Regions from separate parts of the Homo sapiens genome. Here region 1 is linked to region 2. A link is a contact called in ENCODE Hi-C data. All regions are on one chromosome and are shown on one strand. The core of a region is the stretch at or near the end of the contact, and the rest is flanking DNA. Distances in the headings are between cores, read along the strand shown.

The links. A loop is a pair of places that touch in the nucleus more often than their neighbours do. Pooled maps may share reads with other maps.
Region 1: a loop to region 2 is called in a map of heart left ventricle, with 5 times the contacts of the local background. The contact joins two enhancer-like sites. A Hi-C loop is called at or near these places in 8 of 168 maps with a recorded cell type or tissue (K562, Right ventricle myocardium inferior, heart left ventricle and 1 more) and 7 of 50 pooled maps.

What each region holds. Positions count from the first base shown.
Region 1 is chr16:29,176,450-29,179,769 of GRCh38, reverse strand. No RefSeq gene overlaps it. Among named protein-coding and RNA genes, the nearest start is that of LAT, 190 kb to the right of the region's middle. Within about 2 kb of position 1,705, at least 15 of the 41 ENCODE cell types and tissues checked have a DNase peak (open chromatin) inside an H3K27ac peak, as active enhancers do; they include heart left ventricle, where a contact is called at or near this core.
Region 2 is chr16:29,117,022-29,120,249 of GRCh38, reverse strand. No RefSeq gene overlaps it. Among named protein-coding and RNA genes, the nearest start is that of LAT, 130 kb to the right of the region's middle. Within about 2 kb of position 1,454, at least 6 of the 41 ENCODE cell types and tissues checked have a DNase peak (open chromatin) inside an H3K27ac peak, as active enhancers do; they include heart left ventricle, where a contact is called at or near this core.

The DNA of each region.
Region 1 (3,320 bases), core at 456-2,955, 59 kb before region 2:
CAGGAGGCTCTGGCGGCAGGGGGAGCCCGTCCATCTCCCAAGCATCCTTCTGCAGAGCAGCTGCCCAGCACTGGGGGCTGGGGCACCACCCTAAGCCTGCAGCGAGGGGGCAAGAGGCCCCCTGGGATCGGGAATAAGGAGGATGTGAAAGCCCAGCCAGGACACAACATCCAGCTCTGGTCTTCACTGGGCCCCTAGGGGAGCCAGAGAGGGGAGCTCTTGCCAGAAGCAATTAGAAGCCATTTGGAAGACCAGATCTGGCAGCAGAACCGCCGCCCTGGGCCCATTGCAGGCGCCTCTGCACCAACAGCGGCAAACCCAAGAGGGCAGCTTGGCCTGGTGAACAGCGGCCAAGCACGAGGCTCGCAGGGGCTGGATGGCAAAGCTAGTGCTGTGGGATTCCAATGCGTGAGTTTGAGAAAGGCATCTGGGATTTGCCACCAATAGCCCAGTGGGAGGGGAGGTGGGGGGAGCAGAGATAGCACGAGGGGCCGTGGTGCTGTGGCCCAGCCCCAGGTGGCATGCATTCATTATGTGTGTGTGTTTGAAATGCTCCAAAATAATTGCTTTTAAAATGCTAGTCGGTTGACTGCAAAGCTGTTTCCTTGAACATGACGCATCACCCTTCCCTGGGACTTAAGGTCACTTAAGTTTAAAGATTTTTTTTTTTTTGTAATCGTTAAATAGGCAACAATGGGCCGGGTGCAGTGGCTCATGCCTGTTTGGGAAGCTGAGGTGGGCGGATCATTTGAGGTCAGGAGTTCGAGACCAGCCTGGCCAACATGGTGAAACCCTGTCTCTACTAAAAATATAAGAATTAGCTGGGCGTCATGGTGGGAGCCTGTAATCCCAGATACTCAGGAGGCTGAGGCTTGAGAATTGCATGGGCCTGGGAGGTGGAGGTTGCAGTGAGCCGAGATCACACCATTGCACTCCAGCCTGGGCTACAGAGCGAGACCCTGCCTCAAAAAAAGAAAAAAAAAAAAAGGCAAAAACAGAGCATGTAACTTCCCAAGATAAGAGACTCTAGAATATGGACACGTCTAGAAAACAAGGAGAAAACAGCTACAAAGCCCAGCATGTTGAACTTCTCACTTCACTGTCTGAGGCTGAAAAGCAAGGAGAGAGATTTGCCTTCTCCTTAGAGTTCAGGATTTCGCTGGGCCACACGGGTGATGACAGAGAGAACATATGTCTTAAAGAGGCTTTGGAATCAAAGGCCAAAAATTAGCCTAAAACATTTCAAATGCAGCACACACTGCGTCTGTGACCTCATCTGTCCTTGAAAATAGAAAAATGTGCCTCAAAGAGCAAGAAAAATCTTTAAATGTCACGTGTCACAGGCTGGGGTGGCTGGAGGGACGTGATGTCCTCCGTCCTCTCCACCAGGGCAGAGGCAGCTGGCGTTAATCACACCAGCCCCTTATCTCTGCCCTACCTCCTGACAGGACATGAGACAGCTACGTTGACGCCAGAGTCCTGTTTTATTCTGGTTACGGCATCTCGTGGCCAACACTGTGCATGGTTCCCGAAGTTAAACATGACCCAATCAACAAACAGACGTAGTAGGGACTGGCAGCTCTGCCAGGACCAGAGAGACACCCCCCGCCCTCCCCACACCTTTGGCCTTGCTGTGGCCTCTGTCCCACCGGCTGCTCACTGCCACAGGCTGGACCAAGCCTCTGCCTTGCTCTGGCATGGCCCCAGGCATACCTCCTCCATCCCCTCCTGTGGGGTGTGAGGCCACTCCCCACTCCTGTCTCCCCAGTAGGCGGGTTCTGCCTCCGACCCTGCGCTGTTTCCCCTGCGCCTGGCACGTGGCAGACCCTCGTAAACGCTGACGATGGGCGGGAGGAAGGGCAGATGGGAGGCCCAGAGCCAGGGGCTCTCGGTGTCCTTGCGAAGAGGAAGGCAGTGAACACAGGGAAATAGCGGCGGGTCCTTGGTCTGGTGCCGCTGGCCGCCAGCCAGGCAGACAAGTGAAGATGCAGGAGACACAGAGCCAGTGCATGGCCTGGGAGGCCACAGGGAGGACACAGGCAGGGGCCGCTCAGAGGACACATCCAGCCGGTACAGCTCCCCCCAAGGCTGCGACTTGTTCACAACGTTCCCTTAATTAGAGCAAACGTGTGTGATGTTTCTGACAAGCTGTCATCGTTTAACAGCAAGAGACAGATGTCAGACACAAAGGCAGCATTTTCACCCGTGTCTGACACATGTCAGCCCTGGGCCTGGGCCACCTCCTGGCTTTCTTCTCCCGCTGCAGGGAGATGCATGGCCATGGGCCACGTGTCGGGGGAGCAGAGGCCCGAAGGTGGGGGTGATCCCCACTTCCAGTTCCAGGCTGGTGGTTGCGTCTTAGGCGGAAGGAGTGGGGGGGCATCTGTATCCCCCCAGCAACAAGGAACACAGCCTCGGTGCCCCACCCTGCTCGGCGCCCCAGCCCGCTCTGCACCCCACCCCGCTAGGCGCTCCACCCGCTCTGGGCGGTGCCTCCTTAAGGCTGGAGACGGCCCTGAGTGCGTTAAGCACGCTAACCTATTCCATCTTCATGGTGTTGAACAGGTTGGAACTGCTGAAATCTCCATTGACACAGGGGGAAACTGAGGCACAAAATGATCAAGCACTTGCCCCTGATGCCATGACTGAAGAAGCCCCAGGTGGGCATTCCGTGGGCAGGGCCGCTGAGCCCCCCACCCCCCCAGGGCTTCTCCAGGTGAGGATTCAGTGAGTGCTCACCGGGTGTCGGTGAAGTGCCTGGGGCCCCATCTCAGCCTGTCTCCTCCCATCCTAATCACAGGCCAGTGAGGTGGGGATTGCCACCCCCAGTTTTCAGGCAGAGAAACTGAGACCTCTGCTTGCCTTTATTCCTGAGACTCTGATTCTGCCGCAGGGGCTCTCCCTGAGGGGCCCTGAGCTCTCAGGCCCCTGTGCGTGGAGGGTGACGATGCCATCCGTCCCACCCTTGTGGGCCATGCTGGCCCCAGGCTGCACATCCAGGTGGGGCTGGGGATTAAAGCCAGCACACAGGTGTGACCCACATCAGGGACCCTCGGGTGGGATCCACAGTGACGCAGCTGCTGCCGGCCGACTCCCCGCAGGGTGAGCTGATGAGCCTCCCCAAGCCTCAGTTTCCTCCTCTGTAAAACGGGGTGGTGACAACATGTGCTTTATAGACCGGGCAATAGAGTTCGAGCCCCAGGGCCACACCTGGCACATCACGCGTGCTCAGTAAACAGAAGCAGTTCTTCAAGCTCCTGAGACTTCAGGCTCACGCTGAGGTCTGTGCTGTTGATAATGACCTTCTCAGTCCTGAGGCT
Region 2 (3,228 bases), core at 205-2,704:
ATTCTGATTCACTCATATGTGTTCACAAATTAGTAACTTTCTAATTTAAACATACTTTTTTTCATTGACATACTGGGATTATGTTCTTATCTGTTATTTCTCCCCTACAATTTTCTGTCAACAGCTTTCAACTGTTGGCAATTTTTATTTCTAATTTTCAGGACTTATATGGAAAGATACCAGCCTGTCCAACATGGCAAAACCTCATCTCTATTAAAAAATACAAAAATTAGCCAAGCATAGTAGCGTGCACCTATAGTTCCATCTACTCGGGAGGCTGAGGTGGGAGAATCGCTTGAATCCGGGAGGCAGAGGTTGCAGTGAGCCGAGACTGCACCACTGTACTCCAGCCTGCATGACAGAGTGAGACTGCCTTTTAAAAAGAACTTACATGGAAAGAAATGCCAGACTTAATAACATCCTTTTTTTTTTTTTTTTTTTTTTTTTTGAGTTAGGGTCTCATTCAGCCGGGAGTGCAGTGGCAGAGTCACAGCTCACCATAGTCTCACCTTCCCAGGCTCAAGCAATCCTCCCACCTCAGCCCCCTAAGGGATTATAGGCAGGTTCTACTGTGCCCAGCTAATTTTTTAAATTTTTTTGTAGAGATGGGGGTCTCACTATGTTGCCCATGCTGGTCTGGAACTCTTGGGTTCAAGTGATCCTTCCATCTTGGCCTTCCAAAATGCTGGAATTATAGGTGTGAGCCATCACACCCAGTCTCCTTCTTTAAAAGTCATTCAAATATGCCATATTTAAAACTTTACTATGAAAGGAAATCACTCCACTAGGCGTGGTGGCTCACGCCTTTAATCCCAGCACTCTGGGAGGCCGAGGCAGGCAGATCACCTAAGGTAAAGAGTTCAAGACCAGCCTGGCTAATGTGGCAAAACCCTGTCTCTTCTAAAATTACAAAAATTAGCTGGGCGGCGTGGTGCATGCCTGTAATCCCAGCTACTCGGGAGGATGAGGCAGGAGAATTGCTTGAGCCTGGGAGGCAGAGGCTGCAGTGAGCCAAGATTGCGCCACTGCACTCCAGCCTGGGTGGCAGAGCAGAGTCTCAAAAAAAAGGAAACCATTCTTACATTTTCTTTTAATTTTGAATAGGATATATTTTAAATAGGATTTTGAATAGAATATATTTTTATCCTATTTAAAACTATGAGAAAATAGAACGATTCTTCTATTAATCTTAATTTTTACAAATAATGGTTTTATTAGCAATATTAATAATCCCCATGCTGATATACAATAAATATATTCTACAATAGGTTGATTTTGCCTTGCCAATACAGTTCTTTCAAACCGGAAGATCTCACACATCTGGGTTAACTGGATTGTGCATCTGAGTCAGTATTAGGCAACTTTACTCTTATTTCACTGCTTGTTGACAAGCAGACAGACAACCACCGCAGGGCTGTGAATGATAACACCTGCCCCCAGCAGAGGGAAGCATGGGGGATTTCTGCCACGGCAGGTCTGTGACTAACATCACGTTTTCATGGGCACAGACACTGTTACCCTCAGAAAGCAGGAGGACCCTGGGCCGAAGCAGCCCCAGAGGAGCTCCAGGTCCTCTTCCTCTTATCTTAAACTAGAAACTCAGATGGAAATGAATGCGTGACTTGGCCAAGGTCACCTCAGTGTCTGTCAGGGCAACTGTGACAGCCAGAGGCCCAAGCTCCGCCCTGTGCAGATGGAATCCAAGCAAGGCACCCTCAAGGCCAACCCACGACAGAAACCACACTCAGCCTTTGGAGTTCTTCACAGAGGAACTTCTCTCCCCATCGCACATTGTCAGTGGTGGAATCTAACGACCAATTTTGTCAACACTTTTCCCAAGTGGTGACAATGACCTGCCCAGCACTGGCACAACGTGACAAGTGACAAGTGACACGTGATGGGCAGCCGTCCACCAGCACACAAGGTTCCGGGGGCAGGAGAGGTTCGTTCATCCTTGTGTTTAATTCCTTAGAACAGTGGTTCTCAATGCAGGTGCCCAGGGGTGCTTTGAGATCCCGTGGGACATCTTTGGTGGTCAAGATTCAGAGAGTACTGGAATTTGGCAGGCAGAGGCAAGGGAGGTTGAGACGTCCTTCAATGAGCGAGACAGTCTCACCCAACAAAAACTCTCCACATACAAAACTTACAATGAACCAGAACTTCATGAGTGGAAAACATGCTTCTAACTCTCTGAACTCAGAATCTTACTCTATTCAACGTTTACACACAAAACATTTTTGCACGGTCTTACTATGACTTGAATTTTCCATGAATTCAACTATTACATAAGTCTAGAAAAAATTATACTTTGCTTTATGTGAAAGTTCATTAGGAACTGCTCACCATTCTGTAATATTCCATCACCAGCTGGGGGCTGAACTCCCAGTGTCACACCTGGGTCCATCTGCAGGGACCGCCCCCCGGTCACCAGGACGCAACACACCAGGTGGGACGTCCGGCTTTTTCACGGCTAACCATCACCATGTTGAAATGTGTTGTCTTATTACACAATACTATCACATTCATTCTCTACAGCTAGGGCAGTCTAATAACTATAAGTTATAAATTACATTTTCTTTTTTTTTGGAAACATAAATTATATTTTCTAAGAACTGCATTTTAGGGTAAGAGGACATTACCCCAAAAAACTATCCTAAAAAAAAGGCATTGGGTCCAACAGCTTTGCACACCTGACCTGGGAGCCCAACAGCGTCCCTGCACAGAGGACATGGTAAACAAACTCCTGCTGGGGGGAAACATGTGAGTGACAGCATTTGTGCAGGGCGAAGGCCTCATCTCAGAGTAACACGTGAACGATCCCCAGCTCCCGCCTGCGAAATGAGATGCCAACTCCACCACCAGCAGCGGAGCTCGGAAGACGGCCGGGTAGCGTTTCCAAAACTTCCGGCATGCCCGAGAGCTCAAAGAGGCACCACTGCTTCAGCCAGCACAGCAGCCATCATGTGGAGCTGCCCCCAGACTTCCCACACTCCCTGGCGAGGTCCACAAAGCACCTAACCCAGCACCAGCCACCAGCACACATGGGCAGGGTGGCACCTGCAGCACACACGGGCAGCAAGGTCACAACAGTCCCTCCAGGCTTGTTGCGGCTCCCATTCCTCGGCATCCACATGTCCTCCCCGGCCCCCCCACTGCCGTCCCACCATTCTCTCTCCTCCCAGACACACCGGGCAGAAGGCTACAGCCAGGCCAGGGAACCTGAAGTGA